Regions from separate parts of the Homo sapiens genome. Here regions 2 and 3 are each linked to region 1. A link is an interaction called in ENCODE POLR2A ChIA-PET data of the cell type or tissue named here. Cell type or tissue: MCF 10A. All regions are shown on one strand. Links, peaks and the distances in the headings refer to the core of each region. The heading gives the core; the rest is flanking DNA.

The links. Peaks named below come from ENCODE experiments on the same cell type or tissue, not always from the same donor. Only the 100,000 strongest peaks of a DNase experiment are listed, where the experiment ranks them.
Region 2: POLR2A ChIA-PET joins it to region 1 with 13 read pairs; 2 of 35 experiments call an interaction of 5 or more read pairs at or near these places.
Region 3: POLR2A ChIA-PET joins it to region 1 with 35 read pairs; 2 of 35 experiments call an interaction of 5 or more read pairs at or near these places.

Annotation. Positions count from the first base shown.
Region 1 is chr3:189,839,695-189,844,694 of GRCh38, forward strand. The region is part of intron 4 of TP63 (tumor protein p63); the gene reads left to right. Among named protein-coding and RNA genes, the nearest start is that of MIR944, 12 kb to the left of the region's middle. In MCF 10A, for the core only: no CTCF peak of the experiment used is centred there; DNase peaks (open chromatin) are centred at 137, 1,997, 3,387 and 3,727.
Region 2 is chr3:189,303,809-189,315,011 of GRCh38, forward strand. It overlaps TPRG1 (tumor protein p63 regulated 1), which reads left to right. Exons shown (of 6, transcript NM_198485.4): 5 at 6,578-6,731. Among named protein-coding and RNA genes, the nearest start is that of TPRG1-AS2, 69 kb to the left of the region's middle. RefSeq lists an enhancer at 4,110-4,169. In MCF 10A, for the core only: no CTCF peak of the experiment used is centred there; DNase peaks (open chromatin) are centred at 4,973 and 5,973.
Region 3 is chr3:189,903,731-189,914,933 of GRCh38, forward strand. No RefSeq gene overlaps it. Among named protein-coding and RNA genes, the nearest start is that of MIR944, 79 kb to the left of the region's middle. In MCF 10A, for the core only: no CTCF peak of the experiment used is centred there; DNase peaks (open chromatin) are centred at 5,091, 5,581 and 6,081.

The DNA of each region.
Region 1 (5,000 bases), core at 1-5,000:
GCAATCGTGATAGCTGCTGTTCATCAGGCATTTACCCTGGACCAAGCACTGTACCCTGAATATCATGTGGCTTTTTCTCCACACTCAGGACAAGCTTGCAGTGGGCAGTAGTATTATCTCAGCCTTGAAATGAGTCACACAAGGTTTTGCAGCAGAGAGAACTGTCCTCTTTTTCAGCCCTGTACAGGGGAGGAGCAAGGGTGCTGCAGTGAGGGGATCTGGAGTTGAATCTGGCTTAGTAGCTGTGAAAGATTGGGCAACTTATTTCACGTTTAGGAGTTTCAATTTACTTAACTGGCAAATGGAATAACAATGTCTACTTCACAGCTTACTGCGATGATCATATAAGACATAAAGAACTTAGCGAAGTGCCTAGACTGTAGATCACAGTACGTGTTAGCTTTTTGTGTTTTATACATCAAGCGTAAGTCTTATTTTTTACATCTGTCATATTACCCTTTCCCCAGTATTCAGAGTATTTGAGTGTATACGTACGGGTGGTAAGTGTTGTTTTTCATTGAAAGTGCAGATCCTAACTTTTTTTTTCATGCAGTAATCCTCAAAAAGGTAGACGTCTACCATAATTCAGTCTATTGCTCCAATTGGAGGATGTACAGTTGTTTTAGGAGTTAAGGAATTGAGTTTTTTCTTTTTTGCTTTTCGTCTTTTTTTTTTTTTTTTTTTTTTTTTTTTACAAATTCTTTTATTCTTTTCTTCTCCAAATTCAGGCAAACAGTATTAAACACTTTGTTTTAAAAATAGATTGTGTACGTGTGTGTGTGTGTTTATGAGAGAGACAGAGAGAGAGATGGGAGAGGGTGAGAATACACAGTAAGGACTTGGAACATATTCTTTGTGTGAAATGTTAAAAAATTGTTCACGGTGGCTGGGTGCGGTGGCTCACGCCTATAATTCCAGCACTTTGGGAGGCTGAGGTGGGTGGATCACGAGGTCAGAAGTTCAAGACCAGCCTGGCTAAGATGGTGAAACCCGTGTCTACTAAAAATACAAAAATTAGCCGGGTGTAGTGGCAGGCACCTGTAATCCCAGCTACTCGGGAGCCTGAGGCAGAGAATTGCTTGAACCCGGGAGGCAGAGGTTGCAGTGAGCCGAGATCATGCCACTGCACTCCAGCCTGGGCGACAGAGCAAGACTCAGTCTCCAAAAAAAAAAAAAAAAAAAAACAACTATTCAAGGTTTCCCAATAACCTTCTTGGGCTTTGAAGCTAGAGAGCGCTTTGGAATTCATGCTCCATTATATGTGTGTCTTAATGCTATATACTGTTGTAGGTCAGCAATATTTATATACATAAGTTTATATATATGTATATATAGATCTTTTGTAAATAGAGGGTGGATACTTTGTCCCCACCTTTTCCCATCCTAGCATGCAGTATAATGATTTGAACACGGCAAGGACACCACAAAGGCACAGGAAGACATCCTGCAATGTACATATAGTATGTGCCTTATGTACAGTAAGGGCCCTGAATTTAAAGTTAAAACCTAGATTGGAGAATTCTAACTTTGTGTTATCGTGAGCAAAGTAGTTTACTTAAGTCTCTGATTCTGATTCTTCCTTGACAGAAAGGGAATACAGGTGACTTTCTTATAGAGTTAGCTGAGGATTAAATTAATAGCTGTATGAAAATGCTCTATAAACTGTTAAGGACTATACAGATGGGTGAGTGATGGTGTCATTTATGGAAATCAGTAGATGCCATTACTCTCCATACTGTCGATACATAGTCTCCCATTTCTTCTTATCAGACTGGCCTACCTAGTCTTCCGGTAAAAAGAATATCCCGCAGATACAAATTACCATTACTGGAACAGAGGACTCACTTTTAGAGCAGATGTACAAATGAAACTCCAAAACAAGCCACAAATCTACCAGGAAAGAGAACCAATATGTGTGGTATTATATCGCCAAGGATACCTGAGTCATTTCATAGAAATTGAGCTGTGAGTGCCTCCCAGAATGAATGGTTTCTGAACGTGTTTCTGTTAGGAATGATGCAACCTTCAGTAGAGACCAGAGATTTAAGAATTCTATACTGTGAGTCATTTTAAAAGACAATCAAAGAGTATGTGTGGAAGCATAGACAATAACTTTCACCTCTAGCGTCCAGGTGTTGAAGGAGGTCAGCTACCAGGGAAGGACTCCTACGACTTTGGGTGCCACTGCGTGAGGCTTTGTCTTGGACCAGGGGGTAAAACATATCTCAGGCAGGACGCTGAGCTCTAGGTAGGGCTATCGTTTTTGTAGAAGCGTGACTTCTTGATACAACAAAGTAAGAGCTGAGGAAGGAACAGGGAAAACCAGTTTGGGCCCAGAGGGGAAAGAAATGATAGTGTAGTAGCCCGCGGTTTTGCAGGCAGTTGGGAGTAGCAAGCCACCCTTAGGGGGAGGATAATGTTTTCTCTACCTTAAGGGAAAATGATAGCTGACTTGCAGAGCAGTGTGCTGAGACAGACATGCTGCTACTGCAGTGGAAGGGGGTTGCAACGTATTGTCTTCTGTCTGGAGAGAGAGAGAGAGAGAGCGCGTGTATGTCACGTCTGTGTCCATAAAGCTCTCCGATCTGCCCACCAACCCTGTCCCCCACCAATAACATCTTAAAGAGAAGAGGTACAGGAATGTTTTACAGTGAAAAGATTACAGGGCTGGAAATTAGAAGCCACAAGTTCTAATTATGTCTCATTGCTAACTTCTGGTGTGATATTTTCTCTGGGTCTCTCATTTATCGGGGAGTTAAACTAGGTATGTCCAGTAGGGGTGAGGGGTAAGAGTTCTCTGCCCATCCAGGGTTTCTACTAGAAGAATTTTGACTCTACAGATAATTGTGTCTTCCTGTATTGCTGAGGAATGTCCAGGTTTGTTTTATTGAGGGGCAGGGGAGCACATAGATGTCCAGTAGTCAGGAAGGTGGTTTGCAGGCCTTTAATCAGCACTGAGAAGAGGGAAAACTAACTGCAGTTCAGTTCTCAGTTCCACCATTCACTGGAGTGCTGCTTTCAACTTTTGAGCTCCTGTTTCTACACCTCTAACGTATCAGTGTCATCTCACCCTGGCCTTTTTCTCATGATGGTCGTGACTTTAGGAAACATGTAAGAGTAAGCCGACCTTAACACGAGTACCTGCTGTATGACAGTCACTCTGACAAATGCCTCCCAGTGTCTGCTCTGTGAAGGTAACTGTGAATGATATTACTGGTCAGGTGGGGTTGACAGAGGTGGCCCTGGCAGGAGACACTAAATGAAAGGTCATTTTACCCTCCTGGGGAGATAAAGTTGCAAAATTACCGATCAAGTCTGTCAAATCTTTTTAGACTGGGTTTCCAAATCCATACCCTCAGGCAACTAGAACAAGGCTGGCGAGCTCCACCCCCGCCCCTTCCCAAGGTGGGTGCCAACATGCTGCCCTTCAGCAGGGAGGACACAGCTGCCTCTGGGGCCAGTGCCCAGGGCTAGCCACAAAGCTGGCTATGGCCTCCCCAAGAAGACCCAGGACACATTACTCCCTGCAGAGGTTTTGCTGCTTTGTGGCACGGTCTAAGTGTCGCCCCACTCCCACCACCTGCCAGGCCCAGTGGGCTCCTGGCTGGTCCTCACGGTAAGTGAGTAGCAGACAGCCCACCTGCTTGATGTCAACATTTGTGGGCGCGGCCCGGGAAGAATGTGCCGCTCCCAGCCTCCTTGGCTCAGGTAATTAATCCCCGCAACTGACAGGTGGCAACAGGCGGCCCTTTGGCTGGAGCCATCAGGAAAAGTGCTTGGAGGAAGGATTTTTTTAAAAAAATGATCAAGAGCACAATTCGTACATGTCTGGCAGCTAGACGGCTGTGGCAGGAAGGGAGGCAGGGAGAAGTAAATACCTTGCCAAGACGACTGTGGGGCCAATGTTGGGATCTGCGTCTGCCTGATCATTGTGATAGATCCAAAAGGATATGGTGGCCTTGGACTTGTTTGCAAGCTCACTTTGCAGAATTCCCCTTCCTTTGATGTGGATACAGTCTTAAAATGGAATGCCTCATTTGTGAATCAAAAAATCCGGGGCCAAAGTTGGAGCCCCAGAGGAGAAATAATTTGCCCAAGATGATGCAGTAAGTCAGTGGGCAGGTAGAGGACTAGAAGCCAAACTCAATGCCTCTTGGCTTTGTTTCCATGATTCACTGGGCAATATTTACTGCCCCATTATACACATGTAGTTTAGAAATAGAATGACAAAACTGGGGTCCTAGTCAAAGGAAGGATGATCAGTTGCCTCTTGAAAGATATTAGTGTTTTCAATCTAACCACTTAAAGCTGACTTCTCAAGAGAATGCCCCCACCCCAACCCCAGACCACCTGTACCCATTCACCCCCCCTACTTTTTATTTTTGGTAGTTCGGGACACTGACTATCAGAACACATTGACCTGATGTTTATTAGGATGGATATATTAAAAGCCATTGAAATGAACACTTTTCCTTTTTCTTTTTTTTTTTTCTTTGAGACAGAGTCTCGCCTTGTCTCCCAGGCTGGAGTGCAATGGCATGATCTCAGCTCACTGCAACCTCCACCTCCTGGGTTCAAGTGGTTCTCCTTTCTCAGCCTCCCAAGTAGGTGGGATTACAGGCACGCGCCACCACGCCCAGCTAATTTTTGGCACGACCTCAGCTCACTGCAACCTCCGCCTTCTGGATTCAAGCGATTCTCCTTTCTCAGCCTCCCAAGTAGGTGGGATTACAGACATGTGACACCACACCCAGCTAATTTTTGTATTTTTAGTAGAGATGGGGTTTCACTATGTTGTCCAGGCTGGTCTCAAACTCCTGACCTGAGGTGATCTGACTCGGCCTCCTGAAATGCTGGGATTACGGGGGTGAACCACTGCACCCGGCCAACACTTTTTAAACATTACATTTTTTAAAAAATAATATCTTTCTCGATATGAAATTTAAAATGTTTTTCAAGTGAGTTTTTTTGTAGAGGACAAATCCAAAGTATAGTATATA
Region 2 (11,203 bases), core at 3,000-7,999, 530 kb before region 1:
ACTTTGTCTTCCTCTCTTCAGCCATGAACATGACCACCTCTAGGACAAGCACATTTAAAGTTTCCCAAGCAGATAAACATCTCTTTTAAGGACTTTCAGTTTGGGAGATTCCGTGACCATTTTTGGTAACCCTTTTTATAATTATTCACTCTCACTTGATCTAAATTCTGCTCTTGATTTAACCTCAAGTCTTTTCTTCTGCAGGTTAAGATCACTTTTTTTCACCTTTTAGGAGAGGAATGTTCAGGTCTTAGTATCCTTCTGAGAATTTCTCATATTCATTAAGTTATCCCTTGGGTTAACTCTTGTTTTTTTTTTTTTTTGTCTAACCAGCATAACACAAATTATTCTGGTCTTTCAGCATAGATCTTAATTTATTGGGGGTAGAAAAGGATCTTACAAATGATCTAGTTTTAACTACCTGATATTACAGATGGATCCCCGGAGCCCGGAGAAGTAAAAGGTTCAAGTTACCCAGTTGAATAGTGGCAGATCCATCTTTTGAACCCAGGCCTTCTAATTCTCACTCAAGGTTTTTACAATGACACCACAATGCCCCTGAATCTTTTTTTGATGAACATTGCCGATCTGCTTTATTTATTACTTACCTCTGCCTCAAGTAATATAACCCATACAATTTCTTGGTTACCCTTGCCAGTAAGTGGTTAATCTCACTGAGCTAAAGGCCCTGGAAACTTCTGGGAGGGAGCCAGGTGAGCAAAGAGAGCAGATAAAGGCAGCACCTGCCGATGGGTTTGGAACAGCCTGGGGACATGGAGAGAATGTAAACACATTCTGCAAATCTTATTGTCTGACTCTGTGCCAGCGTCTTTTGGGTTCTTGTCATGGAAAATATTTCCTCTGAGGTCATTCAATGAGCAAAGGAGCATTGAATACCCTCCAGGGTGCCAACTCTGTCCCTGCTTTTGTCCAGATTAAATAAGCAAGAGACTAACATTTCATGGGCCTAGAAGTCTGCCTTTCAACAATACTTGCTCTAAGGTAGGGGGAAAGGAGACATTAAGAAAATAGATCATGTTGTTCTGAGTTGCTCTCTCCCCATCGCCCGCCCGCCTCCTCCCACTCACAGCCTCCCTCTGTTTGCTCACCCATACTTACAAGCACACGCCCTGCGTTTAGAGCAAGAGTTAATGTCTGTGCTTCCTCATAAATCTCGGTTTGGTGCCTCGAGCTATGTTTTTAATTCTGTGGTGGAGCTTTGAGATTTGAGATGAGTAGAAAGGAGGGGCAGCTGATGGAGGTAATAATGAAAGCTGCCATCTTTCCTTCTAGGGAGCTAGGTGTCCTCATTCAGTTTTGCTAACAGGTAGGTTAGTGCCTTAACAGAGACTCTTTGGAGGCCAGGGTAGAAGGAGAGTGAGAAGTCCAGGGAGAGGAAGCCAGCTATGTTGCCCTATGCAAGAGGACCTGTGGCTTCTCTCTGAAGAAAGAAGAATGCACGGAATGAGTATATTAACTCAGACTGAGGACTGACTGGCATATTTTCTAGCTCAGCTAAAAACAACTTGGAGGAGAGGAGTCTTTCCTGTCAAAAATAATTTATTCTCTTACAAAGTTGGTTATCAAAGAATGTGTTTCCTTCTTCCAACCTGTAGCTGCTTTTTGTGTTGTTAAGCCATATTTGTTTTTCATGACTGTGTGCTTTGCCACTAGTATGAGCAGTTTCTACTGTATAAAACTCACCCCTTCAGCATGTCTTTGCTTTTTTTGTGTGTAGAAAGCAAAACTTCTATTGGTCTGCTATGATGATTTAAAGTAGTAATTGCTCTGGTCTTCTATCCTGCCAACAACGGTGTTTGAGTAGAACTCTGAATCTGAGTCACTGAGTGAAACATGTAATTAACATGACTAAAGTAAGAACTGTGATCTTTGAAAACTCTAGTCTCAGTTACATATCTATAAAATCAAAGAATTGGAAACTGACCTCTCCAAAAGGCCTTCCAACTCAGATAGTTTAGGATCCTAAACATCCATGACTATTACAAACCTTCTTCCACCAAGTCCTTATGGGACCCTTCCCCTGCCTCTGCCTCTTTCTGGGAGGCTTTGGAACTTACTAGAAGTAAAGAGTACATTGTCCTTCTTACTTCCACTACTGTGGGAATGGAGGCCAGATCCAGCTGTTTTCCTTGAGGATAGAAAGTGGGAATAATTGAAATAAGTGATCCTCTATTTCTGAAATGAGACTTGCAAGTTTCTATTTGTGCTTTTTGAGGTCTGGGAACAAATTGATAGTAAAATCGGCTCATAGATTGTCAGATCATGGGCTTACAGAGTTCAGGCACTGAGTCTTATTCCTTTCTCTATACCCTGCATAGAGAATGTGCTAAGAAAATGGTGGAATTGAAAATGGAGAACTTTGGAATGTTTTAGAGGATCAGCTCTGAGGTGATTTAAAAGATTACTTTTAACCCATCAGAAAATATAATTAAGAAGTTAGGCTTATTCAGACTGAAGAAAAGAGAATTGAAGAGCTTATTTAAGCTATCTGAATGGAAGTTTTTCTGATGGATTTAGATTCAAGTAGAAATCTTACATATGAAAACATTGATGGAAAGCAGAAGCTGACACATAAGAAGCATCCTTGGACCCGGATACAGGTGGAAGAAGAGGTATCAATAGGTGAAGACAAGCATAAAACATCCCAATACTTCCTCTGTGCTAGAGATTTGCTTCTCTGGTTTTGTTTATGTCCAGTGATTCTGGTGTTTTTCCTTTCCCTGCCCCTTTTTTAAAATTACATTTCACTAGTGGTTCTTGACTTGATGATCTGATTAAGTCTGGTGATATTCTTTAACTTATTTCCTGTAACTACATCTATGTCTTCAAAAGTAGCTCAAAATTACTATATGGGTTAAATAAAATAAAAAATATAAGATCTCTAACAGTACAGAGTGGGTAGTATGGTTCATAGTAGACACTCAATATATGCTGGTGGGACAGTGCCTTACAGAAACAAAACTTTTTATCATCCGTTATCCTCCTGTTTTTCACAAAATTATTGTGACCTACAGATCAGAAAGGTGGTGTGAAATGCCCAAAGACACAAGCTAGTGAAAGTCATGATTTATACCGAGTATAATTTCAGAAAGAAAACTTCCAAATATTTATTTGCTTGATAATTTGATGTTGGCAACCTTTACTTAGGACTTTAATTAACCCATCATAGCAGCTCAGTGAGAAAGACCCAGTCTTCTTCTTCTTTTTGTTTGAGACAGAGTCTCGCTCTGTTGCCCAGGCTGAAGTGCAGTGGCATGATCTTGGCTCACTGCTACCACTGCCTCCTGGGTTCAAGTGATTCTCCTGCCTTGGCCTCCCAAGTAGTTGGGATTACAGGCTCCCACCACCACACCCGGCTAATTTTTGTATTTTTAGTAGAGATGGGAGTCTCACCAAGTTGACCAGGCTGGTCTCAAACTCCTGACCTCAGGTGATCCACCCACCTCAGCCTTCCAAAGTGCTGGGATTACAGGCGTGAGTCACCGCACCTGGCCAAAGACCCAATCTTCTCACCCTGACAACTTAACTTGTTTGTAATTGTCTCCTTCACATCCAGTGCTTCCTTATTTTCCTATAGTCTCAAAATTGCTCATATTGAGTATATTTAAGAATGCATAGTTTGTTTTGAGACAGAGGTTTTCTTCTGATAACTGACTGGGATCCGTAGGCAGGCTTTTTTCACCCATGAATGATGACAGCCTCCTCAGAGCAATTCTTTTAACTTTGTGTCTATTGGAAATAAGGCTATGTTATGCAATAGCAGGGCTTTAGCTTTGAATATATTTTGTAGCCTTAGCCCAGAATGGTGAAAAGACCCCTGAATGAGGTCTCAGGAAACCAGGACTCTTGCCAGTTCATCCCTGTCTTGTAGTGATGCTTTGGGAAAATTCTGGTACTTTCTGAGTCTCAGTTTTTTCCATCCACAGAAAGGAAGCACTGGGCTATAGCTTCCAAGAGCCCTTCTAGCTCTGACATTCTACAGTTTATAAACCTTATCTGCATTTCCACTGAGAAATAGCTGATTTGTGCTTTTCCATGTTTGTAAAATGTTGTGGTAGGTCCTGAAAGCCTCTTGGAATGATAGGATAGTACTTGCTGTGACCTTTGCAGTAGAGGACTTGTTCTGCTCAGTGGGGCTAATTAGATGCTTCTGAACTAGAGAATTCATACCCCAAGACTGCTTATGGATGTTGTATGTCTGCAACCAGATGATCGTTACTGGCATCATGACCACCTACACTATTCACACAGCATGACTGAGGTCATGGAATGTCTCGATATAGAGATTCTAAAGAACAGATGAGGAAGTCCTGTTTTTTTCTAAATATGGGAAGACATATTCAGAAGATTCAGAAAGAGAAATGATTCAGATTCAGAAAGAGAAATAAGCTTGCCCATAGTCACGCAATGTTAAGTGTCAAAACCGAGACTGTATCACAGGACTCCCGGACATCCAGCTCACTGCACTTTTACTCCACTCTGTCGCCTCCCAGGATTTCTTTCATGTGAGTACGTTACTATTAAATAAAGTATTTCTGGTCATAAAGGCATCTGCAGTCTCCACGATTGTTCTAATGGTGTTTGACAAAAGAGAAGATGATCGTCTTTCATAGCACTGTGATACTAACAGCTTTGCTGGATGGCCTGAGAAGCCCCACCCTTGGAGTGATAACTTAGCTTCAGATTAATCTTCCTAGTTTTCACCTCTGGAGCTCAGGAAAGAAGGTTGGCTGAACTTGCATATTTGGAAGTATACTATATCTCTGAGAAAGGTCCTTTTTATAGTCACATTGACTGGTTATTTAGAAATAGGGTCCCTCTTGAATTTCATGCTCAAACTTCATTTGAGGTTTCCCTAAGGTAAAAGAATATAATGTGTACTTATTAGGCAAGCTCTCTTGGCAGATTTTCATCCCCTTTGGATAAAAGCAAAATTGCACCCAGCACATAAATTGACATATGAAGCAGTAAATAATTCCATTGTGCAAGTTGTTTTAATGGACTCAATCCAGAATGCTCCATTTACCAGCACTCATAGAATATTCATTGAGTTTAGAGTTTATTGTCAGGCCAGAAAAAAAAGAGCTGGGGGATAATAAATGCCAGTATACTAGCTGAGAAGGAGAGGGAGAAAGAAAACTTTAGAGGTATATTTTTCTTCTATTTTTCTATTCTTCTCAATATTTTTCTTTACTCTGTCTTTTTTTTCCTAACTCTGTCTTTTTTTTCCTATATACTTTTTTTTTTTTTTTTCATTTTTCTTCTTGGGCAAAGGATTAAGTACAAAAAAAAGTTGGGTGTCAGTTTTCAAATATAATCATCAAAAATCTGATAACTGGCCAGCAGAATGTTTCAGGGACTTTTTTTACTTTCCTTTTGTGAGAAAAGTTCAGGTATTAACCAGTTGGGGAGCGGAGTGTTATATGCATTTGTGTGAAATTGTGCTTATACCATCTCCACATGGATAAACATTCAGAAACCATAACAGCATTCCCGAAGGAATCCTTCCTTAATACAGGAAGTGACAGTTTTGTGAAGGCACCACAATTAAGCTCTGGTTTTTCATTCCAGAAATCCCAGGATTTAATTTTTAGACAAAATGAGACATCCGTGAAGTTCCATAGGGCTGTTTAGAATTACAGGCAACTTAGTTTCCAAGCTTGTCGAATGCAGGGCACCTGAGTTTGGCTTAACCTCCGGGCATCTCTTTGCATTCAGAGATACCTGAAACCACAAATCATAAATTCTGATGGACACATGCAAAAGAGGCCTCAGAAACACGGTTTTGTTATTCAATGTGGCCACACTCCTCTACCATGAGTTCTCTCCCTGTTATCTCAAGCTTACTTTCTCTTGCTCTGCACTTAGGTTTACCAAATGACCAGGCCTGGGCTATGCCAGAGTGGCTTCCTCCCACATCTTGTGGATTAAGACTGTGAACTTAACAGGAGGGGCAGGCACAGTCTTTCTACAAGCTTTGACATGTTTGTTGCTGCAATTTCACTGAATGGAATGTGTGCAGAGAATAGAGGACAATGAGATTCAGAATCTGAAGTCGCAGAGCATTTTGAATTTGTCAGCGTCCCCCTCAAAAATCATGTATATTCTACCATTTAAGAAGTCCCATGTCTTTTCTCAGTCAGTTATTGCTTCTGTGGAAACTGTTATTGTCATGGCAGCTCCTTTCTTCTTGAAACTGTCTCCCACCTGAACTGTTCTGTTACTGTTCACCTCTTTGATACCTCCTCTCTTTCTCTTTTAATTCTTACCATCAGAATCTTGGTGTGACATCAATATCCGTATTTCCAGCTCTAGCCACTGTTCTGAGTGTCAGACTCACATTTCCAAGTAGGTGTTTCCCATATAGAATTCCTCCAAACACCTTGAATTTCCTATTTTTAAAACCTAATTCACCTTTTTCTTCTCACCCCCTAAAATCTTTTGAACAGTTTAACTAGTTGGGAGTTAATATGAAGGCTGACTGATGTATTACATTCTATTTTTTTTTTTTTGGAAATGGAAATGACTAATCTAATGGAAAACGCCTTTCTTGTAGGAGACAAGGAGAAGGCCTTAGGATCTACTGGGGGAGTCCGGAGGAGCAGTCTCTTCTGTCCCGCTGGAACCCATGGTCCACTGAAGTTCCTTATGCTACTTTCACTGAGCATCCTATGAAATACACCAGTGAGAAATTCCTTGAAATTTGCAAGGTAGGAGGCATCTTGGGTATTACTCTCAGATTAGCTTTGTTGCTGGAGCTATGTGCTTCTAGGGACGTGTACTCCTAAACAAAACAAAATAAAATAAAATAAAATAAAATAAAATAAAATAAAATAAAACCAGCAATTTATATAGACAAAAACGGTAATAGGTTTATAATTTATTTTAGTAAAGAGTCAAACTGTTTTTATATGTAAATATACATTATATTTATATATAACATGCTGCTTTCCGCTTGCTAATTGCATGCATTGCCTACATGGTGTATATACTTTCCCACATATAATCACATTCTAATTATTTTATTCATGGAAGTGTGGAATAGTATAAAGCATAGTTCGATGAGGTTCTATGGTCATGCTCGATTAAGTCACTTGTCTTTCTGAGACTTGGTAGTCTCACGTCTAAAATGAAGATAATGAGCACTGCCTTTCCTCCCAACCTCACTGGACCATTATAAGGTTAAATAGAATGATGTGTGTATAAATACTCCATGAAGTGTAAAGCTATTCACAATTTCTTTGTCTTTAAATTTCATCTCATCAAGCAGATATTAGACTTATTTCTAAAGGGAACAGTTTTCTATTATTCTCTCACCTCCCCCAGGCATCTAAAGCAGAACGGGGGCATTCTAAGTAGTCAAGAAGGAAAACAGCTGGAGCTGAAAATGTAGTGAAAGATCAAACTTTATATTTTCAATAAAACCAAATATACATATGAGTGCGCTTATAGACCTAGAAATTCTTACCTTCTCCGTCCTTTTTATGTTTACTTTTATATTCTGTCATTCATTTCAGAATATTACAATTCTTTATTTGCTATGAATTCAAAACTTGGCAATCTGTATGTAAAGACTTTCTGTGGTTGATGGCATATATTACATTTCTTGCATTAAACATACCTATTCGTGCAAGTGTAAATATATATGTATGTGTGTGAAAATATTTTAACTTGATAGGTCCTGGGGATTTTAAAAAGAATTTGAGGCAACATATATTTGATTACAGGCTAGATGGAGTCTTCATTCCCCCATAATACATAGATGAAATGACCTCGAATCACATTATTCTCCCATGAAAAGTCAATGTTCCTCTCAAGAATTATGCAAATGTCCTCAGGGATTTATAGTGTCACGGTGTCCCTCAGGCTCCAAGCTGTTATTGACACTAAACTAGCTTGGTATATGGATCATGTTGCCACTCTTTATGGGACACTCCTATTTCAAATTTCTCAACCCAAGCCTCAGCATCAGCCCCTAGCCTGACTCTTTACCACTGAAAGCCAACAAAACAAAACAACCAATAAGAACAACCTAACACCTATTTGAAGGCAAGAATATGAGAACAGACTCACCCAGGGCTTCAGGGGGACAGAGTGGGAGTTTGCATCATGCTCTTGCCGTGAACTTCAAATGCAATATCAGACTTCTCTGTTTCTAGAAGTTCTTATTAATAATAACACATTAATGCATTGTTCCATAATCTTCAAACTCTGTTTCAAAAATTATTGTTAACAATGCAGAACACTTTATGTTTCTTTCTTTCTTTGTTTCTTTGTTTCTTTCTTTGTTTCTTTCTTTCTTTCTTTCTTTCTTTCTTTCTTTCTTTCTTTCTTTCTTTCTTTCTTTCTTTCTTTTTTTCTTTCTTTCTTTCTTTCTTTCTTTCTTTCTTAAGACGGAGTCTCGCTCTGTCACCCAGGCTGGAGTGCAGTGGCACAATCTTGGCTCACTGCAAGCTCCGCCTCCCGGGTTCACATCATTCTCCTGCCTCAGCCTCCGGAGTAGCTGGGACTACAGGCGCCCGAAAACATCTGTTAATCCAAGATAAAGAGCTTAATAACCTATTTTCCCAAAGACATTTTCCTGCTTTAAAGGACATCTGGTTCCGACCATTAAAATAATATATATTTTTGAATTAGTAGTAATTGTACTTTATTGTAAATCAAAATAAATACTAACTGCCTTAGTTGGTACATCCATCATTTCCTGGGCCAAGTCTTCTCTTATTCCTCATACCTTGTGCATTAGATGGTTATTCCCTGAATGCCCTTTGCAGGAAGAAGTTCAGCGTGAGGAATTAAAGAACAAGTTTTATAAACTGCAGAGAAATAACACTGTCACATTCTAACATCTGATTGTGCTTTATCTTATTCTGTTATATATAAATACAATCAAATAATGCAAAAATAAAGATGAAAAGTAAAATATCAAAGAGGGTATGGAATATTATTTTCCAAATACCCACAAATGGAATTAATAGACTAGAGCATTGGATTTTGCCCTAGCCTTCCCAGTAGCAAAGGCTGAACAGGAAATTGATGTTCATGTAGCTCTTACTGGATGGAAGTAAGAATAACAGGTGGGAGGCACATGCACACACACGAACATGATAGACGGTGAGTTGGTTGGTTGACTTTTAGCCAATCAAACTACTTCGCGGATCTGTTAAGTGTATTTCCTTTAAGGCTTTTCTCCTTAAATTATTATTCCAAAGCTTTTTCTCTTTTTTTTTTTTTCCTTTAGCAATAGTCTGGCACTTTCATTTGCCAAGCTATTTCTTATTCAAAGGCCACCCAAAGTCCCAGCTCTCTAGGAAAACAAATGATCTCCATCTGGAATGTGAGAGGATGAGTACTTTGATCCAGGTTTTTGTGTCTTATTTTCTCTTTTGTTGTTGGTTTTTATGTCACAATATTATTTATGTTTAGGACATTTTCCAAGATTGGCTTTGATTAAGACCCAGTTATATCAATGTAAAAGAATAAATAAGAAGAAAGATAATTTGGGGGATCTAGAATTTTTTTATGTTAATATTTTGGCAAAAACATGAGATTTTAAAAGGGTTTAATAAACTGGTTTTTCCATCTCTCTGATGAATGAAATAGGAAAAAAGTAGAATATGGGGAAAATGCATAACTAAATCAAAAACTGAAGCAATTTAATTCAGTTTAAGAAAACTATTGTCTCACGGGGAGGGAATAACATAGAGCTGAGTTATGCAGTCAACACTTTTAAATTATTTACAATCTAATGGAACAAATTATTATTTTAAAATACATGAAAATATTCAAACTTATTCTTACCCAGAGTCATTTCTTCTACTGTATCTAGAATCTCTTTATTCAAGAGATTTTCTAACACCAACAAAATGCAGGTATTATGATTGTTGCTGAGGATACCAACAGAAATGAGACAAGGTTCTTGCCTTTGTGGAAGGCAGTGCTTAACAGGGGAGGCAGATAAAAATGCAAATATTTTTAAGAGTTCTAATTAACTGAAACTGAAGTTTGGATCAAGCAAAAAGGAGTAGAGGTACATGAGAGTATGCAGAAGGTTCTTAGATAAAGAGTAATTTGGTTTAACTGGAGTTTAATGTTACATAGTCCCCACTGTAGTTATAATGGCTTAGATAATAGATATAAGAGCCTAAACTAAGTTCGGAGCAGTAGGAAGGGAAAGAAGATGAGGAGATTTTGAGTTATTCAGGAGAGAGAATTAATGAAAGCAAGTAACTGACAGGATATTGAAGATGATGAAGAAGTCAAAGATGACAAGGTTTCAGGATTGGGTAGATGGTGATTCCATTAATTTGATTGAAGAAAACTGGAAAAAGTAGGTTTGGGGACTCAGCTTATGACATGTTGAATTCGAAACATGTTGCATTTCTGTAGAACTTGGGGTAGGGTTGGTTGTCAGGCAGTTAGAAATTTAGGTCTGAAGCTCAGTACAGAAAGCTGAACTGGTGATATAGGTTTGAGATTACACAACATTGGGCCAAAGCTGAGTAGTCATGGGGCTGGTGGGTCAGGAAGGTACCCAAAGAAAGAGCATTAATGGATATAATTACGTTCAAGTTAAAGTTTACGCTATGTCTAAGTCTGTTAACATTTATTGATAAAATTGCTGTAAAGTTTATACAATGCTATGTCAAAATATACTATTCCCATCTCACTAACTCTATACCACTTCCACATCTGGCAGATATGGTGGTCAAATGGCCTTTTCCCAGACAGTCTTGCTTATCTCCCTGCTTCACCAAACTTTTCCAATCTGTTCACATACATAGTTTGTGTTACTCATATAAAACAATGTGAAAGTATAAAATAAAATAGTAGCTTTTTGGCACTGCTTTTAATATTATGAGACATAAAAATATCTAGTATACTATTATATAGTTATACTTTATATCTATTGATTACAATTTGAATACTATTTTCATGTAATTCAACTAATAAAACCCCTGTAAGATAAGGATAGGTGTCTTTGTTTTAAAAATGAGAACACTTGAGCCATGTGTGGTGGTGGCCTATGCCTGTAGTCCCAGTGACTCAGGAGGCTAAGGTGGGAGGATTGCTTGAGGCCAGAAGTTCAAGACCAGCCTAGGCAACAGAGTAAGACCATGTCTTTAAAAAAACTTAATAAAATAAATTAATGAGACATGGTGGCATGTACCAGTATTCCCAT
Region 3 (11,203 bases), core at 3,001-8,000, 67 kb after region 1:
ATGACTTTCAGCTGGGACACCCTCTTCTAATCTCTCAGGAAACAGAAGAGATGACGTCAACGTAGGGGAAAAGAAGTGGCAATTTTCTAGTTTATATATTTAAAAAAATACAATCAAGTAAAACATAGCTAAAGAGTATCTGTCAATAGGTCTGATGATCTAGATGGATTGTATAAATAAATATAAAATCTTTATATTCTTAATATATACTGATTCACTGTTTCCTAAAACATTTCATATAAATTATCTTGTTTATTTCCTCAACACTGTGGAATAGACAGAGCAAACATTGTCAGTACAAAGGGCGGAGGAAGCTGAGCCTCTGAGAAGTTACAGGCATGTCTAAGTTCACAAAGCTATTATAGTCAGTGGTAGAATCAGCAAGTCTTTCTATTCTAGTTTGGCTCTTTTTTTCCGTGGTACTGTTGTCTCCAATCAGAAAATAAGTTCTCAGCGGGTCACTCTCTTAGGCTGCACACACACGCCTCAAAGAAAAGAATTCTGTGGACTTTCCCTGGTTGGAGACAGAGTATGCGTTCCAAAATCTGTCAGCCCTAGATTGCATCCAACTAACCTAGGCCCCTCAAGCCCCTTATTGAAAACATAACCCTTCTATCACTGGCCATTGTCAGCAGGATAAAGCCTATCTAACTTTGTCACTAATTTGCCCTTTAAGTCTAATATTATCTGATGCTCCAACCAATTCTATTTACTCAACATTCCCAGCTAGAATGTAATCTTCACAAGGCAGGTTTCCTTGCGTTGTTAATTGATGAAGCCTACTGTAGCCTTCACTCAATAACTATTTGTAGAATTCAACAAATCAGTTCTTGAATTTTCAGGTATCTGTGCATTTTCTATGCTGTTCTCTTCAACAGAATGCTTCGACCCTACTCTCACCCATCTCAGTCTACCTCTTCTTGTCTTTCAAAAATTACCTCAAACATTACTTCCACAACAAAGCTTCCTTGATTATCTACCACTGGAAAGACTTTGTAGGACTTAGATGTGTTTCTGTTTTCATGATAGATATGAACGAACTTGGCTTCTCAGTTTGATCGTCTTTTTTTTCTCTTTTTTCTATTTCTGAATGTTAAAAAGCATTTTAATTGTTGTGGGGGCAGAACATAAGCAATGCCTCCCCTATCCTCCAGGGGATAGGAAATAGGAAGAGAAAAGGAAAAAATATATCTATATCTATATCTATATCTATATCTATATCTATATCTATATATATGCACACACACACACACACCACTATATAATATATACCTATATAAAACCCTCAGCTATGGCCAATGATACCACCTGTCTTTCAAAAATGCCTTTTGAAAATCCCAGGTTCTCCTTGATACAAGAATGCTCATTCTTTCTTCAAACCCCCTAAAAATGTATCTTTTAAGGCAAGCTACCTGTTCTGATTGGTAAATGTGTACATTTTGAGTGGTCTGTGCCCATTCTCTGTGGGTTGTTAAGTAGTTTGAATATAACCTATGCCTCTATGGATGTCACCACAATCTGCTTCGTGTTTTCTGTTTTGTAGTCATATATCTCTTGACAGTTGATCCTGCACAGTTTCTAGTCCAACCCCTAAATAAAGTTCTTAAGACATAATGGGTGTTTAATGAAGGTTCGATGGATTATTATTTTAAATGCTAATAAATACTTTGCAAACAGGAAAAACAGGTAGTATGTTTTGCTTTTTCTGAATAGCTTTCAGTGGAAGGAAGTAGAAAGGTAAAAAGATACTAGATTGGTATATTCAAAATTTATTTTCACATATATATATATATATATATATATATATATATATATATATATATATAAGGTTTTCTTTCAGTCACACTAGATCTGGCATCAGCTGTGGTTCAGCTCCTGTCTAGAAGGGACAGAGCTTTGCAGTTGGGGTAACTCCTAATTCTTAGCTAGGAAATAACCCCTTGGGATATTAGAGATCTCAAAATGTTTTACTACTTTCATTTGAGAGTCTAAAGCTCTATTAAAACCTACTCTAGCTTCTCCTTGATTGTCCCTTGATTTACTAGTGACATGCTTTCTACTGAAGAAAGAGGATTTTGTGGTCAACAAACCACACCCTAAGCTCTATGATGTGAAATGGAAATTTTCTAGTATACATAGAATTTATACTTTTAAAAATATAGAAAAGTTTAAAAAATAATTGATACATGTCCATATACCTACTGCCCATAAATTATGATTAACACTTTTTCATATTTACCACAAATCTATGTATCTCTGTGCTTTTCATATAAGTCAAACTTAACAAAGTAAATATCCCCTTTATCGCCTACCTATAGGTATACACATCTTTCTCTGTTACTTCCCTGCATTACCTGGGGCCAGAATTAATCTGCACCATAAGTTTAGAGTATTTCCTCCAATCCATTATCATTTTGCTTTCTATAGTACAGATAAGTAAATTTCATAGAATTGGAATAATAATATACATATATATATATATATATATTTTTTTTTTTTTTTTTTTTGAGATGGAGTCTCGCTCTGTCACCCAGGCTGGAGTGCAGTGGCATGGTCTTGGCTCACTGCAACCTCCGCCTCCCAGGTTCACGCCATTCTCCTGCCTCAGCCTCCCAAGTAGCTGGGACTACAGGCGCCCACTACCATGCCTGGCTAATTTTTTGTATTTTTAGTAGAGACGGGGTTTCACTGTGTTAACCAGGATGGTCTCGATCTTCTGACCTCACGATCCGCCCGCCTCAGCCTCCCAAAGTGCTGGGATTACTGTCGTGAGCCACCGTGCCCGGCCAGAATAATAATCTTAAACATAACAGTTGCCACGTTAAGGTTTTTTTTTTTTTCATCCAGTTTCTCTGCCTTCATACAGTCAAGCTAAGTGATGGAATTGCCATGTTATAGATTGTATTAGGCTTCTCCAAAGAAACAGAACCAATAGTGTGTATATGTATATATATATATATATATATATATATATATATATATATATATATATATAATGAGAATTGGCTTGTGTGATGATGGAGGATGAGGAGTCACATGATCTGCTGTTTGCAGGCTGGAGGACCTTGAAAGCAGGCAGTGTAATTCAGTCTGTGTCCAAAGACTCAAGAACAAAGCGAGAGGAGGAGGGTGTTGGTGGATTGTGTGCATCCTTGCAGGGAACTGGGAATACCGATGTCTGAAAGTCAAGAAGATGATGGAGGTTGCCGCTCAAATAGGGGGCAAATTTGTCCCTCCTCCACCTTTGGCTCTCTTCAGGCCCTCAAGGGATGCCACCCACATTGGTGAAGATGATCTTCTTTACTCAGTCTACTGATTCCAATGCTAATCTCTTCCAGAAACATCCTCACAGACACAATCAGAAATGTTTTTCTAGCTATCTGGGCCCATTCAAGTCGACATCTAAAATTGACTGTCACACAGATGAAAAAACAGAAATTCAAATATTTGAAACAAATTACCTAAGGCCACGCGGAGATTAAGTAGAAGCAGCAGGATTGAAATGCTTTTTTTTTTTTTTTTACTTCAAAGTTTTGCTCTCCCCTTTGCATCGTGCTGTACCTTCTAAAATGATTGACTAAAACATATGCCAATACTACTGAGCTTGGAAGTCCATAATTTTTAGTGGTACCAGTCTCCATGAATTATTCTTTGGAGCAAGACAGATGTAAGACTTATAGCCCTTGCCCTTCCTGTGAGCATGGTTTAGAGTTTGGGAGAAGGTAAGGATTCATAAACAAACATGTATAAAGTGTTTCCAAGTGAGACTGCAGTATGAACTACTCGGGAGAATCCCAGCGGAAGAAAAGATGTTTTTGATCAGAGAAATCTGGAGAAATATCAGAGGAGAAGAAGCATTTGGACTATCTTGTAGAATGAATATCACGGGCAAAGCCATAACGACATGGCAATGTGACGGTTAAGTCAACAGACCTCTTCGCTAAGCTAGGAACATGAATGGGGACTCACAGCTTTACATATGACCAAAAGTCAGGAAAGACAGGCCACTGTACCTACTTTGGGGATTTTTGCCCCAGAAAGGTTTACAGAATTTTAGAAAAACTCTGTTTTCTTGGTACTCTACAACTCAGCTAAACATCTAAAACTCGCTAGTGTGGCTAGCCACCCCTCATAATATTTAGACAATTGCTCAATTACCCCTGGAGTAACTTGCAGGTTTTACACGAAGACATGTGGGAGAAGCAGGAAGGCTCCAATGCCTTGGGGTGAACAGCAAATTGTGAGTTTCCTAGTTTTCTGTTTTGTGGCTAGCTGATACAGGGACCATTCATTGTCCACAGAAACACTGGATACTACGAGAGAAGAATGAAGTTGCAGAATGCTGACCACAGCGAACTCATAGTGACTGCTTTTCTCTACAGATGGGGATGCCGTTACTCAGATAATTTGAGTTATTTTCCTAAGGTCGCAAAGTCAGTGATTGACCTCCAGTGACTTCTCATGTCTCTTCTTCACACCCTGTGCAATACTCTTCCTGGCATGCCATGGTAATAACACTCCTACATGTTTCTTTAATTTTCTTGCACAAAGCATGCTCCAGTTTAGCTTCAGCCAAGCAAGAGCACACTAGGAGGATCCTGAGAGTGAAATTTGTTCCCTAGAATATTAGGTGAAGAGTGCAACCTGCCTTCACTGTTCAGGTCCTATAAAATACAGAGGCCAGTTTGTTTTTCTCTAAACCTCTTAGTGTTTGGGAATTCCACTGGGGTCTCTAGAAAGAGTGCCTACCTTGGTCATCTGATGCCATTAGCTTGTGCCACTGCACCCATACACTGCTGTTTCTAGATTTTCAACACAAAGATACAGAGAAGATACAGGGGAAGATGACTTCTGTGGGCCCACTTAGAGAGGTAGTCCCATCAAAGTTAGCAAATACCTACGTTCTTCAAAGACATTAAATAGTCATGCTGCTCCAATATAGCCAAAAGCACACTTTTTGGAGCAAAGTTAATCCTACTGAAACCACCTTCAATTAAACCAAGCTCTAGGGGCTAAGAAACAGAAAAGTGAATTAAGCTTCAGTGACTCAGCTCCTCCTTCCTCCCTGCCTTTGTCTATCAGCCAGGAATGTGGGGAGGAAGTGAGTTAGGGCAAATCTATGCTTGAGCTTCACAATGCAAAGAACCAGGATCTATACACACCCAAGGTGATTTTCCTACAAATGCTATTTCTTTACAGTAAGTCTCCCCTAACACTTGGCTCCAGTGAGTATGAATCTTACATTTGCAAGTCTGGAAAGACCATGAATGGAAAGAAAGGCATGGATGCCCATGAAGAGTAAATTAAGGTGTGGCCATAGTACTCTCATTGGCAATCACACGAACTGGATGATTTACTAATTAAGGTTAGATTGCTTACCATCGGACCCAGAAAAAAATTCATAATGTACAAGTTATTTAATAACAAAGTTCTCCATGAAAAAATAGTGACAGAAACAGGACAGGAGAGAGGAAGAAGCCACACAAGCAAGAATACAGTGTCAAGCAAGGTGGGAGACAATAGCTTCAGCCTGAACTTGACACTGAACTATGAAATGTCAAGTTTCCCAAAATAGTCTCAACCTGAGGCTGGGAAACTTGGGATGTCATAATCCTGTACCTACCGATCATTGGTAAAGGGCTCTCCCAGGGACATATAAACTCTTAGGAACTCTCAGTTTCCTGTGTGTTCCAAAAATCCCAGGGGCAGTCATCGAAAAAGAACCATCACAATTGCTGGCTGTTGGAAGTGAAACATACCAAAGCCCAGGGAACATACTTAAGAAAAAAAAATTATCTAGAAAAACGTGATCTTAGAATATCTAAACCTTAATCCAATAGCATCCTATCAGCTACATTTCCCAATTTTTTAAATTAATATTAACAAGGGGATCTATATTTAAGAGAGTTACCTTCATTTACTAATTTACAGACATCGCACTAATGCTTTCATATATACTCTATGATACAGCATGGTGGTTTTACATATACTATATGGCATTGCAAGATCACTGGAGTTCAACAGTTCCAGGTTTAAATTTTGACTCATCCATATTTTAGCTGAGTGACTTTGCTGAAGTTGCTTCACCTGTCTATGATTCAGCAGGTAGGTCAGTGCCTGTGAGAAAGGAATGAAATAAGCAAGTACAACCTTTAATAACCCAGTCATGGCACATGACGAAGTCTCAGTAAATACTTGTTATGAACAATGATAAGAATAATAATAATGTTCTTTATTTATTCATTTATACAACAAATATTTATCAAGTACCTTCTATGTGTCAGAGCCTCTTCGAGGACAGGAATTACAGAGGGTTTAGTTAAAGACCCTGGCCTCACAGAGTTTATATTCTAGCAAGGGACATAAACAATAAGCACACAAATAAGTATTTAATGCAATGTCAGTTACTGATTAGCACAATAAAAAAAACTGAAGCAAGGCAAAAAACAAAACACAGAATGAGTGGTAGAGTGAAAGATGGAGGCTATGATTAGAGATGAAATTCAGGATATCAATGATTAGATATGAAGTCCAGGAATTCCTCTCTGGGTAGAACAGCAGACACCTGAATAAGTGGAAAGGATAAGATATCTTAGGAGTAGAGTTCCAGGAAAAGATAACAATGAAAGCAAAGACCCTGGGAGGGAATATATTTGTAATGTTAAAGAAATAGGAAGAAGCCCTGTATGACTGCAGTTTTGTGAGGCAGGCCAAGAGTATTAGGAGACAAAATCAGGGACAGTGGCAGAGAACAGACTAGATCACATAGAGTCAAGTAACCCAAGGTAAACAGTGGAAATTTCATTTAACCTGACTGATAGAAAATTATTGGAGGATTCTGAGTAGAGAGGAACAAACCTGGTTATGTTTGTAAAGAGTACACTTTTGACTATATGCTGCCACAGGGCATGGGAGCATCTGTGCAAACCACTTTCGAGGAACAGACCTGGAGCTCACAGAATCCTCAAGCTCAGTGAGCAAACCAAACTAATAGTAAACATAGGTTACTGGTTCATTCATGTGTCAGTATTGTCATTCAGACAATAAGAGTAATTTTCTCTAATAGTTGCAAATCAAGTCCACATAAGCCATCTCTAATATAAACATAAGGTTACAAATGCACCATCCGGGTATTCTTTACCTTTAGTCTGTAACTTTAATTTTTCTGCCTTTTAGTGGAATAGTCTCTCTCATTGGAATAACTGTTTTAGGATGATCTTATATAACTGTGCCTGATTTGCTAGAAGCAAAATTACATACTGTAGGGAATTTATTTTTTTGAAATATCCTGTTTCACAGAAACTCCCTCCATTCACACACCTCTGATGGCTGCCTTTTGATTTCAAATTAAAGCTCAACTCTGTAGCTGAGTATTCCATACTTCCTCTTCCCTGAACCAGGTAGAGCACTCCAACGTGCCTTACCTATGTTCTAACATAAGAGAACCACCTGCCCTGACACAACCAGGCTTCACTGTCCCTCAAACATACCATGCATAATTTTGTTACCACATAACTGCTGATTTATTTTATTTGCTTAAGTGTTATATTTCTCTCAAGGCCAAGTTCAAGTCTCATCTCTATGTGGGGCCTTTCCTCACTAGAAAACCTCAATGATCATTCTCTCATCTGAACTACTTCTGCAGTTGTTAGAGTTAGCACATCATCTCTGGGATTATCACTGATCTTTTAAAGAATACATCCTTATAGGCCATCTGTAAACTTCTAAAAGATAGTGATTATGTCTTACAAATCTTCGTATTCTAGAAACTCTGCATGTAGCACTTGACTTTCCCATAGATAATTCAAACTCATCATGGTTCATTCATGCTGAGTTCACACTGCTTTCCACCCCCAGCACACCTACTCTTTTTTTCCTTTTGTAACGTATATGAACCTCACTCCACAAACGTAAATGTGCAAGAAATTTACCTTTCTTTATTTTTATTAAATATTGACTTAATTTCTATTTCTTTTTTTTTTTTTGCACCAATGTGGTAAAAAATAAAAAGCTTCTAGGTCAGTTCAGGCTTTCTTCCTTTTTAAGTTCTGGTAGGGCGCCTCAGATCCACTCAGCCAACTGTCCACTCAGCCATCTGTCCACTCAGACATACACTAAGGATTCCATAATCCCATCAGCTCCTTAGTCATTAATCCACTAGTGTCATTTCTGGAAGGCTTCTTTCTCTCATCGCCATGGCCATTCAAGGCCTGCAGCTCTATGTCAGGCTTAGAAGCATGGGAATCTCTCTGGTGCTGTTTTGGGCTCTTCCTGCCTAGGCTTACATGCAATATGGACATATTAAAGTCTTGCTACTTTCTTAAGGCTCTGTTCTTGAAAAAAGAAGCAAGACTCTTCTCTCCAGTATCTACCAATACCTATCTTCTCATCTCTGCATCATAACTCTGTCTTTCCAAGTGAGGAAAGCTTTTATGGTCTGGAGGAAGCCAACTCTCATCTTTCAAATATATTTTTTCTGCCTAAATTATTTAAGCTAACCTTAAATATTTATAACCAAACTCCAGAAAAACACTAGCAAGTAATTTTGTAACTGTACTTTGAAAATTTCTCTTTTTTAAAGCAATAATTCCTGATCAACCACTACTTTGATTAAGCAGTATGGGAACATATAGATAAATTACTGGGAAAAAATGATTATGGGTTTAAAATGTCATCCAGCAACATTTACTTTAGTAATTAGCATAAATGTATACTTCTCATCTACCTAATCCATTAACTTGGTAGTCAACTTAGACTTCTTTCTCTTGCCCATCTCCATTGGTCTTGTTGTGCATAAACCAACACCAAAGAGAACCCTTTGGTGTAAAATTAGGTTTAATGGTAACATTCATGCCTAGACAATTCTGCTTGAGAAAAGCAGAATGAGTGAAATAATTCAAAAGTTCAAAGTAGGTAGGGTTAAACCATAAGGGAAAAGAAATAATATGTGCTAGAAGTTCAGTTGAAAAAGAAATAAATTCTTTTGTCTTGTCTTCCTTAAGTTTCACCTCCCTGCCTACATGTTCTAGGTATTCAGTAGTCATTTGTTGTTAATCATGATAATGACAATGGTGTCCATTTGCAGCTCAACTTGTAAGTTTATTTTTCCTTTTAAAGCAGCAATATGGTGCTTTTTTAATAATAGAGAGCATATTATCTTTCTGAAAGACACTTATAGTCATTCAGGTTGAGAAGTGCACACAGGCACAACATTCCAAAGTTATAACTTTTACTGTAGCTATCATAGCCTTGTATATTTAGGACAACAACTGAAGTAAAGGGTCTTGAGAAAAGGACAGCATTTTATAATTAACACATAGCTACCATATGAGCTAGGGACTATTCTTTCCCCTAAGTATCAAAGAGCTCTCTAATTTGGTCCTCAAATTTTAGTTTTAAGAACCACCTGAGCTCTTTATTTCATTCATACATTCTTTAAAAATATATCACGGTCATTATTTATTTATTTCATTTTTTTTTTAATTTTTGTTTTTGACAGGGTCTTGTTCTCTGTGGCCCAGGCTGGAATGCAATGGCATGATCATGGCTTACTGTAACCTCAAACTCTTAAGCTCAAGCAATCCTCCCGCCTTAGCCTACTGAGTAGCTGAGATTACAGGTGTGTGCCACCACACTAGGCTCTAAGGCTCATTATTTAGTTAGAAATAAAAAAGGCATGACATCAAGGACCTGTAGGCCTCTTCTTTCCTTAAACAACCATCTACTAATATATGCAAAGCATGGTATTAGTTATCCTCCTGGGAAGAACCAAAATAAGATTACAGAAGTATATCAGACCTAGTCCTCATCTTCTGAAAGTTGACATTCTAACTTATGAAATAACACAAAAGCAAATGGTTACAGTACAAAGTGATGAGAGCTGTAACTGCTGCCCGTCCAAAATGCTGAGGAAATACCAAGAAGGAAGCAACTAACTCTACCTTAGGGATTAGGAGAGAGCCTCAGTGAGGAAGTCAGGATTGGGACTTCCCAGGCAAAGAAGAGAGGGAATGCTTCCCAGTAAAAGGAAATAGCACATGCCTGTTTCAGGGAAGTAAATAATTCTGCTAGAAAATATTAACTGAGTCTGTAACTTGGGGTACAGAAGTGTGGAGAAGACAGATAAAGCAAATCTGGTAAGACTGGCTGGAGTCTGGTAAGATTATGGAAACTTGTTTGTCAGGACTTAGAACTTGATTTTAAATGAATATGAAGGAGAGAAATGCAACTGTGTAAAGAAGAAACTTCAGATGGTGTTGGGAAGATCTGAGGCACTCTACCAGCTGAGTATTAAAACTGTCTATTTGGCAGCACTGTAGAGGTGGGTTGGAGGAAAGCAAAGGACAAGTAAAGGGCTAGTCCAGGTAGGACTAGGACAAACCTAACTTCAGGAATCTCTTAGCCATCTCTGACCTTGCAGGACATCATGGAAAAGCTCTAATCATCTTGACAAGAGTCTAATTCTAAGACTCCTGTTGTCTCCACAGCACCAAGCAGCTTGTGGTAACAAGTTTCTGTATGCCACCCACTTCTGAGGTCAAAAAAGAATGAAGGTGTTTATTTACAGTCCCTTCATTATTGCCTCTGATAGAATTGTGCTTCTTTCTTTCAGAGCATTTTTTTAAATTTGGAATTATTCTTTCATAAGTATGATTATTTGATAAATGTCTGATGAATCTCACTAGATTATAATCTTCAAAATATTAAAAGTGGTGCCTGTATTTTGCTCATCACTGTCTCTGGAGGCTAGCAGAGAATCTAGCATATAGTAGACAATCAATAAATGTTTGCTGAAGAAACATTGACTAAAATATTGAGAAAGTTGATGTAATAGCATGCTACTTAGAAAAATGTTTAGTGGTTTTTTTTGAAATGATAAAATATTCAATTCGTGATTTACTGTTTACTAGATAATTTTTTTGCTGTTTATAGCCAAATTTTCTCTTCAATATTGCATGTGTACACTAACTTTGTACCTATTAAATTTCAGGTCTGAAATCCACTTAAATTGGGAAGTAATTTGACCAAATTATTTAATTCTCTGGACTTTATATCCCAAGATAAAGTAATATCTTCTGTAACTAAAGGGGACTTTTTTAACCTAAGGCAAACAATTTTTCAATCATGACTTTACATTTGATGAGATTCCATTGAGAAACTCTATGCATGTCCTACTTCTAACAGGCACACACAAAAAGAGACA